Regions from separate parts of the Homo sapiens genome. Here region 2 is linked to region 1. A link is an interaction called in ENCODE POLR2A ChIA-PET data of the cell type or tissue named here. Cell type or tissue: GM12878. All regions are shown on one strand. Each heading gives the region's core, and the rest is flanking DNA. Links, peaks and the distances in the headings are about the cores only. Region 1 has its middle 40 kb from the start of BPIFB4. Region 2 overlaps NCOA6 (nuclear receptor coactivator 6).

Evidence for each region. Peaks named below come from ENCODE experiments on the same cell type or tissue, not always from the same donor. Only the 100,000 strongest peaks of a DNase experiment are listed, where the experiment ranks them.
Region 2: POLR2A ChIA-PET joins it to region 1 with 5 read pairs; 1 of 35 experiments calls an interaction of 5 or more read pairs at or near these places.

Annotation. Positions count from the first base shown.
Region 1 is chr20:33,117,020-33,122,399 of GRCh38, reverse strand. No RefSeq gene overlaps it. Among named protein-coding and RNA genes, the nearest start is that of BPIFB4, 40 kb to the right of the region's middle. RefSeq lists an enhancer at 2,443-2,702. In GM12878, for the core only: no CTCF peak of the experiment used is centred there; a DNase peak (open chromatin) is centred at 2,489; H3K27ac peaks cover 1,311 bases.
Region 2 is chr20:34,719,737-34,725,116 of GRCh38, reverse strand. The region is part of intron 14 of NCOA6 (nuclear receptor coactivator 6); the gene reads left to right. Among named protein-coding and RNA genes, the nearest start is that of TP53INP2, 18 kb to the right of the region's middle. In GM12878, for the core only: no CTCF peak of the experiment used is centred there; no DNase peak of the experiment used is centred there; H3K27ac peaks cover 1,160 bases.

The DNA of each region.
Region 1 (5,380 bases), core at 76-5,075:
ACATGGCCTGGAGACATTTTCCCCATGGCCTTGGGGATTAACATTAGGCTCCTTGCTACTTATACAAATTTCTGCAACCAGCTTGAATTTCTCCCCAGAAAATGGATTTTTCTTTTCTATCACATAATCAGGCTGCAAATTTTCCAAACTTTTATGCTCTGCTTCCCTTATAAATCTGAATGCCTTTAACAGTACCCAAGTCACCTCTTGAATGCTTTGCTTCTTAGAAATTTCTTCCTCCAGATAACCCTAAACCATCTTTCTCAAGTTCAAAGTTCCACAAATCTCTGAGGGCAGGGGCAAAATACTGCCAGTCTCTGCTAAAACATAACAACAGTTACCTTTACTTCAATTCCCAACAAGTTCCTCAGCTCCATCTGAGACCACCTTAGCCTGGACCTTATTGTCCACATTACTATCAGCATTTTGGGCAAAGCCATTCAACAAGTCTCTAGGAATTTCCACTTTCCCACATTTTCCTGTCTTCTTCTGAGCCCTCCAAACTGTTGCAGGCTCTGCCTATGACCCAGTTGCAAAGTCGCTTCCACATTTTCGGATACCTTTTCAGCAACACACCACTCTACAGGTACCAATTTACTGTATTAGTCTGTTTTCACACTGCTGATACAGACATACTTGAGACTGGGAAGAAAAAGAAGTTTAATTGAACTTACAGGTCCACATGGTTAGGGAGGCCTCAGAATCATGGCAGAAGGTGAAAGGTACTGCTTACATGGCGGTGGCAAGAGAGAATGAGGAAGAAGCAAAAGTGGAAACCCCTGATACACCCATCAGATCTCGTGGGACTTATTCACTATTACGAGAATAGCACAGGAAAGACCAGCCCCCATGATTCAATTACCTCCCTTTGGGTTCCTTCCACAACATGTGAGAATTCTGGGAGATACAATTCAAGTTGAAATTGTGGTGGGGACACAGCGAAACCGTATCAATGGGCAATGCCTGGCACTGCTCTTGCACTTGCTAGGCATTTAATAAACACTAGCTCCTTCCCATTTACCCTCCTCTCTGTCACACCTGACCTGTGTCCGTGAATTTACACTCAAGAGGTCACTTCACCTAATCCAAAAACTAACCCACTAACACCAAAAGGCACAAGGATTTTCTCACCCAAAGAGCCCCTAGGTTGAGCTGTGGGTGCTGCCTTGTCCAAGACTCCCAAGTCACTGGGAGAGGATCCTGGCTGGGAGCACAGGGCAGGAGAAGAGGCCTTGGGAAGTCTTTACTCAAAGAGGCTCTCTTGAGCTGGGGCCGCACTGACACTAGTGAGGGCTACACTGAAGGGAAGGCCTCAGGCGCAGTGCCTGGCTGCAATTCCCAGAGAGAATAACTGGGTTGTTTTGGTGCCCTTTGGGAATTTCTTTTTTATTTAAAAAAATCAATTTCTGTGGTAATTTTTTAAAGAAGGTACAAATTCGCTAGAAGAAAAAAAGAAATCAATGTCACCCTCTGAGATAACCACCACAAGAATGATGGTGTATCTTCTTTCAGAAGCTTTTCTGTGCACATACAGGTAAAGTTGGGTAAAATTTTCCCTAAATAAAAATGGGATTATGCCCTGCACAGTGTTTTTATAAGCTCTTTTTTCATGTAGCAATGTATTACAAATACGTTTCTGTGTCTTTTGTTAACAGTGATAGAGTACTCCACCGCATATATTGAACATAATTATTTTAACTATCCTCCTCCTGTTGGTCATTAGTTGTTCCTCATGTTTACAAACCACTCTGGGATTGACACCTGGGCCTTCAACTTTGCTCACCTGCTTCACTACCAACTGGAGAACCTGTGGTGAATTAAAGATGATCACATATTCTTTGCCACTCATTCCATTGCTGGGTGGAGTCCACTTCCTGTCTCCTTGAATCTGGGCTGACTCATGGGCTATTTTGACAAAAATAATAGTAGAATTGACACTGTATAACTTCCAAGGCTAGGCCTTAAGAAATCTGTAGCTTTCACCTTCGCCATTCTGGAATGTCTTTGTTTTGAACCCAGCCACCATAATAGGAGGAAACTCAAGCAGTTATGTGGAGGAGAACAGAGGCTCCCTAGCCAAGAGTCCCAGCTGAGCTCCTAAACAGTGGCTGACAAAACTACCAGCTGTGTGAGTGAGGTCATTTGGACTGTTCAGCTATCCCAGTGCCCCAGCCAACGCCACACTTAGAACTACCTAGTTAATCCACAGAAGCATGAAAAATAATAAAGTGTTGGGTTTATTAAGCTACTGAATATCGAGGTGGCTTCTGATGCAGTTGAAATAAGAAACCAAGTATTTCCTGGGAATCACCAGCCTGCTGCTTCTGGGGGATGCTCTTTGTCTTTCTGAACCTCACTTGCCTCATCTGAAAAATAGGAGGACTGGAGTAGCATAGTACTCTTTTTAGTAGTCAACCTGCAAATAAGATTATCAGTGTGGGATTGAAGGTCAGGGTGGTGAAGCTAAGAAGAAACAAAGTGAACCACTTCAGAGATGCTAGGGTCACTGAAAATGAGATATGAATAATACAGGGTGGTTGCAAGAGAACAGAAAATCCCAGGCAGCAGTTTCACATGACTAGTAAAATGAAACTGTTGAAATAGCTGATAAGATGGTGAAAAATGGTGTGCACCAAACTGGCTAAGACCAACTGGACCAAACATGGCACTGGATTTGACCTAGGTTTCACCTAGGCCCTCATTATATGATCATTAACATACTAAATTACACACCCACCAGCACCATGACAGTTCCAGGAACATCCATATTTGGTGTAAAAATGAATGGCACCACAGTTCTGAAATGTCCACTTTTTTTCAGGAATCTTTATGAACATTCCACCCCTTGATTAAAGAAATCCACAAAGGTAGCAGCCTCAAAGCCCCTCGCATGACTCTCTTAAGTGCACCTGCACTCCCCTTTTTTTGAGTGAGTACTTTTCACTTTGCAATAAATCTCCATACTTTCACTATTTTCTGACTCATCCTTGAATTCCTTCTTGCAATGGTGTCAAGAGCCTGGATGCTGGCTGGAGTCAAGGTCCCATTGGCATTTGGGGACCTCCCCCAGCCCACCGGTAACATCAGGGTTGTATGCCATTGTGATAAGACTGATGAAGTGGCCACTTTGTTGAACCTAGAAAGGCTCTCGTGACCACCTTGACTAACTGTGTATAAGCAGAAGTGACACTACGTGACTTCCAAAACCAGATCACAAAAGTACCATGCAGCTTCCATTTTGCTCCCTTGGGATACCAGTACCCAGTACCCAGAGGGGCCATGTGTAGGTGTCACAGCTGACAGCCAACATCAACCAGCCGGCAGGTGAGTGAAGAAGACTCCAAATGATTCCAACCCCCTGCTCTCAAATCACCCCGAGTTGTTTGAGTCTTCCCAGCTGAGGACCCCGGACATCTTGGAGCAGAGATAAGCTGTTCTGACCCACAGAATCTGTGAGGAAGCTAAAATTGTGTTTTGTGCTATTAAGTTTTGAGATGGTTTGTTACTCAGGATTAATAGCAGAAACATCTACTAAGTGAAGTCTTTAGGAGGCTGCTCGAGTTTGTTATTTGTCATCTACAACTGAATTAAGACATTAGCGGAGATACATGGCATATTCTGCCATGAAATCTGCTGCCACACAGGGCTTCCAGGAGCCCACAGCACTTACACACAGACAGCTGGAATCCTGACATTTTAAGGAGCATCTATGATCATCAGTGAAACCTCTGTATCATCCCAAACTGGTGGAGATGCTCAGTGAGGCTTTCCTTGTGTTTAAATTTAAAACAACCGTTCACTTGGTTTTGTCATTGTCAATGCAGGGTGCAGTGATGGCTTGATCCACTGTCATGAGCAAGAATGGATCAGTGTGGTCTGAGCCCTGGACCATCAGGCTGGGTGTTGAGGCCCCTCTCCTGAGTCAGCAGCACTAATCACATCCTGCTTCACTCCTCTTCTCCAGAATTCCAAGCCTTCCTGACCATCCACCGTCATCTGGGCACTCAGCCCCATGCTGCTCTGCCCAAATTCTCATCTGGCCCAATCCAGTCTCTTCCTCCTTCCCTGGTCTCCCAAATCCTTCCATTTTTTCACTTTACAAGAACACATGAGCATGTCATTTGACTTTTGAGAAATCAGACCCAGTGGAAAATGAAATGGGTTATTTTATTTTTTATTTATTTATTTTGAGATGGTGTCTCATACTGTCACCCAGGCTGGAGTAGAGTGGCATGATCTTGGCTCACTGCAACCTTTGCCTCCTGGGTTTAAGCAATTCTCCTGCCTCAGCCTCCCAAGTAGCTGGGATTACAGGGGCATGCCACCATACCTGGCTAATTTTTGTATTTTTTTTTTTTTAGTGAGAAAAATAATAATTTTTATTTAATTCAGAAGTTATCTAAAGTTTAATTCAAAATATGGACTTGAAAAGGTTATTCATGAAACAAAGTAGTAAGGAATCAGTAAGTAGGGGAGAGTGATGTGAAGAAAGTTACAGATATGGGCTGGGCGTGGTGGCTCACGCCTGTAATCCCAGCACTTTGGGAGGCCGAGGGGGGCGGATCACAAGGTCAGGAGATCAAGACCATCCTGGTTAACACGGTGAAACCCCGTCTGTACTAAACATACAAAAAATTAGCCAGGCATGGTGGCGGGTGCCTGGAGTCTCAGCTACTCGGGAGGCTGAGGCAGGAGAACAGCGTGAACCCGGGAGGCGGAGCTTGCAGTGAGCCGAGATGGCGCCACTGCACTCCAGCCTGGGCTACAGAGTGAGACTCCCTCTCAAAAAAAAAAAGAAAAAAAAGAAAGTTACAGATATGAAGATGTGTTTTTGGTAAGGAAGGGTATAAAGAAAAGAGAATACTTTCATATGAGAAAGGATGGTAAATTGTAAGGTAAATTTTTGTCCTAAAGTAAAATGACTGGTTATTTAAAAAAAAAAAAAAAAGTTGAAAAAGCTTAGATAGTAAAATATTCTTTAAAAGCTGATAGAAAATTGGAGAAATTCAGCGAATTAACACTGTTCATAAAGTTCTTAATCTTGAAGAAAGTAAAATAAAAAATATTGTAAAGAAATACATTGGCAGTTTGGCCATTCTTTTTTAATAAAGTTAAGCATGAAGCCAGATTTAGTTAGCATGGAGCCAAATTTCACATATATGCTTGCATTGCTTCACACTATTTTTGCTATTCTGCATAGACAGTTTCAGCACTAAAGTACTTACTGGTCATGTACCTAAAGTGAATTTCTCAATTGCAAAAAATACATAATGGTATTGGTGGACTTAAAGACATTAAATTGTGTACCAGGAACAAAATATTCATCATTTGTTTTTGTAGGCTCTGGGCAATACTATAGCCTCCTGGGTAAACCAAGTAA
Region 2 (5,380 bases), core at 75-5,074, 1.6 Mb before region 1:
GGTTATAATAGTGAAAAGACAGAGCCTCAGCCACGTGCAGTGGCTCACGCCTGTAATCCCAGCACTTTGGGAGGCCGAGGCAGGTAAATCACCTGAGGTCAGGAGTTCGAGACCAGCCTGACCAACATGGTGAAACCCCCTCTCTACTTAAAATACAAAAATTAGCTGGGTGTGGTGGTGGGCGCCTGTAATCCCAGCTATTCAGGAGACTGAGGCAGGAGAATTGCTTGAATCCAGGAGGCGGAGGTTGCAGTGAGCCAAGATCGCGTCATTGTGTTCCAGCCTGGGCAACAGAGTGAGACTCCATCTCAAAAAAAAAAAAAAAGTCTCTGTCTTTACCACATTGAAAGACGAATTCTAATACTCTGTGTTAAATGTTAAATGCTATGATAGCAAAATTACATGGCACTATAAGAGCATATAGCTGAGATACCTTGCTCTTCTGCCAGGTCAGAGAAGGCTTTCTAGAAAAAAATGACATGACATTTAAGCTGAGACCTGAAGAATGAGGAGGCAGTGACCAGATCATTCTCTTAGGAAATGTGCTGAGCTTGAGTAGTTCAGTTTGGGTAAGGTAAGAGCTGGGATCCTGGCTGAGTTCCTGATTATCAGCAGGACTGCTGAGAAACGGTCAAGTATCATTGGGATGCCAGCCTAAAGACCAGGCAGATTCTGGTGCACCCACACTAGACACTAGACACGGATCTGAGGACTCAGCTGCTGTTGGCAGGTTATGTCTCTAGGCAAGAATGTCACGATGCCTCACAAGAGCCTCTGGGAATAGGCCAGAGGTCATATACAGTTAAAATTGAGGTGTACAAAGTACCATCACCATACTCAGCCTGCTGGAGAGTTAAGGGGCAAAGGTGAGAGAGGCCTTCTTTCTTTTCCAGGAATAGTGTATACACCACAGTCAGGGTCTCTTAGGTATCCTCATTTTAGGTGGAGATATGAAGCCAATAACTTCATTCCTCCTCTCTGGGAATCATCTCTAGGCAGAAACTAGTTTGGAAGGGAGTACACTTTTCAGTATATTGAAGTACTACACTTAAAGCATAAAAGGGAACATGCCTAGAGTTCTATGGGAAAATCTGCTTCCCCTCAGTTCTGCATGTTCTTGTAGCCTTTCACTTTCCCAAAAGAGTAAGATCTTCTAGGCTATAGAATATGGTATGTAATTACCTTTAAAGCGGGGAAAAGGTATTGGCCTTTAGAGATGTCACACACCAGATTTTTGGAACCTTGACCTCAGCCCAGAGCCTCAAGGTACTAAAGGGTTATTTACAGGGCACCAGAAAGAATCTAAGAAGCAACTGGGACAGTTAAGAAGAGATGCTCAAACTAGAACCGCTCTGTAGAGAACTACCAGCCAAGAAGAGATGGAAAGCTAGAACCTGTTTTTAAGGGGTGTTGGGGATGGGGAATAAGCCTGTACACTTAAACTGAACATTGTCCCACCGTGGCAGTGGTGATGTTGGAAAGCCTGGCACATCCTTGCTCTGAGGCTTAGCAGTTGGCTTAGAAGAGGCCATAATGACTCTCAGGCTTTGTGATCTTGCATGGAGGGGTGCTAAGTGTCTCCCTAAAGAATGGCATAGCTCTGGCCTGTCCCTGGAATCACAGTCATGTATAGATATCCGCATCAGTCGCAAGACCTCAGGCCATCATTCTCTAACTGTCTCTGGTTAAGTTACTGTGTATGAGTAGAAAAACAGACTCAGTTTCTCCTGCTATACTCTCACAACACGCTTCTGACACAAGATGTAAGGTGTTTTTTTCCCCACACATCAAGCAAGTCATCAGTTCTGCCTCAGACACCAGCTGGGTGTCCTCCAATTCAATTCTGACACTATCTGCCTGGAGATAGTATCAGATCCACAGGTTTGAGGGCTCAGTCCCACAAGACTGCTGCCCACTTCCAATGCCAGGTGCAAGCCCCAGGTTGTTTTACCTGTGCTTCTGACTAGCTGGCTAAAAATTGGAGTTTCCATGAACCCCTCGTAACCAGGTCCAGTTAATTTGCTAGAGTGGCTCATAGAACTCAGGGAAACATGTTTACCAGTTTATTATACAGCTTTTTCTTTCGTTTTTTCTTGCTTTGTTTTGTTTTGTGACAAAGTCTCACTCTGTCGCCCAGGCCAGAGTGCAGTGGCACAATCTCGGCTCACTGCAACCTCCACCTCCCAGGTTCAAGCAATTCTTATGCCTCAACATCCCAGGTTGCTGGCATTACAGAGGCTTGCACCACCATTCCTGGCTAATTTGTGTGTGTGGGTGTGTGTGTATTTTTTTTAGTAGAGATGGGGTTTCACCATGTTGGCCAGGCTGGTCTCGAAGTCCTGACCTCAAGTGATTCACTTGCCTCGGCCTCCCAAAGTGCTGGAATTACTGGTGTGAGCCACTGTGCTTGGCATTTTTTTTTTTTTTTTTTTCATTTGAGACAGGTTCTTACTGTGTCACCCAGGCTAGAGTACAGTGGCATGATCATGGCTCACTGTAACCTTGAACTCCTGAGTTTAAATGATCCTTCTGCCTCAGCTTCCCAAGTAGCTGGAACTACAGGTGTGCATCACCATGCCTGGCTAATTTTTTAATTTTTTTGTAGAGATGGGGTCTCCCTGTGTGCCCAGGCTGATCTTGAGCTCCTAGCCTCAAGTGATCCTCCCACATTGGCCTCCCATATGAAAGTTTTTTTTTAATTTTTACTTTTATTTTATTTATTTATTTATTTATTTTTAGACGGAGTCTCACTCCATCGCCCAGGCTGGAGTGCAATGGTGTGATCTTGGCTCGTTGCAACCTCCGCCTCCCAGGTTCAAGCAATTCTTGTGCCTCAGCCTCCCAAGTAGCTGGGATTACAGGCGCGTACCACCACACCCAGCTAATTTTTATATTTTTAGTAGAGATAGGGTTTCACCATGTTGGCCAGGCTGGTCTCGAACTCCTAACCTCAAATGATCCACCTGCCTCGGCCTCCCAAAGTGCTGGGATTACAGGCATGAGCCACCATGCCCAGCCGGCTTTTTCTTTTGCTTTTTTTTTTTTTTTTTTTTTTTTTTTTTGAGACAGGGTCTCACTGTGTCACCCAGGCTAGAGTGCAATGGCACTATCATCACTCACTGCAGCCTCAAACTCTTGGGCTCAAGCAAGCCTCCTGCCTTAGCCTCCTGAGTAATTGAGACTGCAGGCACATATGACCATGGCTAGCTAAATTCTTTATTTTTTGTAGAAACAGGACTCACCATGTTGCCCAGGCTGGTCTAGAACTCCTGGGCTCAAGTGATCCTCCCACCTTCGCCTCCCAAAGTGCTGGGATTACAGGCGTGAGCCACTATGCCCTGATATTTTAAAGCAGTGGTCCCCAATCCCCGGGCCATGGACTGGTTGGTAGTGGTCTGTGGCCTGTTAGGAACTGGGCCGCACAGCAGGAGGTGAGTGGTGGGCAAGCGAGCATTACTGCCTGAGCTCCATCTCCTGTCAAATCAGAGGTGACATTAGATTCTCATAGGAGTGTGAACCCTACTGTAAACTGTGCATGCGAGAGATCTAGGTTGTGTAGTCCTTATAAGAATCTAACTAATGCCTGATAATCTGAGGTGGAACAGTTTCATCCTGAAACTGTCTCCCCCGCAACCCCCAGTCCATGCCAAAAAGGTTGGGGACCACTTTTAAAGGATAGAAATGAACAGCCAGATGAAGAGATACATAGGGCAAGGTCTGGATGGATCCCAAGTGTAGAAGCTTCCATCCCTGTGGAGTTGGTGCACCACCCTCTTAGCAGGTAGATGTGTTCTCGTTCACCTTCTGGGAAGCCCCTGAATTCAGTCCTTTTGTGGGTTTTGCGGGTTGTTTTTTTTTTTTTTTTTTTTTTTTTTTTTGTATAGAGGAAGAAGGGGAAGGGGAGATAGGTCCCTTTTGGGTTTTTAGTGGGGCTTCATTACATAGGCATGATTGATAAAAGAGTTGGCCATTTGTGATCAACTCAACCTCAGAGCTGTTTCAGGAACCATGGGCAAAAGGCCAAATATTTTAACAAAAGATGGCTCACTTAGGAAATTACAAGAGTTATAGGAGCTGTGAGCCAGGAACGTGGGACAAAAACCAAAAAATATATATTGTAGTATCACAGTTACCTTTTAAATCAGAAATGAGTACTGTAGCTCTTTTGGTTTTTCAGTATTAAAGCTCTTGGAGCCAAATTAAAGAATAATTATGCATATTTTTGGCCTGTATATTGTATCCAAAAATGTGAACCAAGTTATAAAATAATTTACTGTGATTGTATTTAAACCCATACCCAGAATGTGATCACCAAATATCAAGCTGGTTTCTAAAATGGATGCACCTCAAATGTGGGGACATATGCAGTGCTGGGTACCTGAAATATGAGTGAAGTATCTTCCTGCAGAATCAGCACTGTGTAAAGTTTTGAGGGGGAAAGAGGGCTTCTTTTTGCATTTAATAAGAGTTTGGTCATATATATCATATGCAAACAAAATCAGAGACATTCTGTGTTTTTCATGAAAATCTCTGAAGCTGAGAAACACTATGAGCAGTTTGTAATTAAAAGTGTTGCTGTTTGTATTGTTGGAGAACCAGTGACATTAATCATGCTCCTGCTGCGAGAGCCGAGTTTGCTTACATCATGCTGGCCAAGGCCTGCCAGACTGCCAGATCAGAGCAGGTGGGATGGATGATTTCTGGGCAAGTCCAGGAAGGCCCACATGGTTTTTGGTCATTCTTTGGTCCATTGTTTTTGTTGGTTGGGTCACTTATAATTACACAAAAATTAGCTACCACAAATCACTTTTTAAAATTGCACCTGATCAGATGTGTTGTTTACAAACATGCAAATGAGTAGTTTTCCTTCCTGACATGATGAATTTGCCACAAAAACACAAATGATTTTTCTAGCTTGCTTTATCATTATTTACTCCTCCATTTAGAATAGTTGTTGTTATATTTTCAACTGGGAAAAAGGTAATTATTTTTTTAAAAGGTAGTTAAAAATATGAAGTTCAAAGCTTTAAGTTTGGAACCAGGAAAATATGTTAATTTAAGGAAAGTTCAGAGCAATCTGTAATTATCAGCAGCCCTGGGTGTCCCTCTGACAACAAAGTAGGTGATAGCCCCACCCTACCCACAGCCAGTGAAGAAACTGTCTAAAAAAACACAGGGTATAAAGATATACTGAATTAAAACAGAAGTATTACTGTAGATATGCAAGTGAACATACATTTATAATGTCGTGGGAGAAAACCCTGAAGAGTAACCACCTGAAACTGTAGTAGCTTCATTTTGAAACCAACCATGCAAATTGTGAAGGAAAATTTCCAGAATGTTTTTGTTTGTTTTGAGACAGAGTCTTGCTCTGTCACCC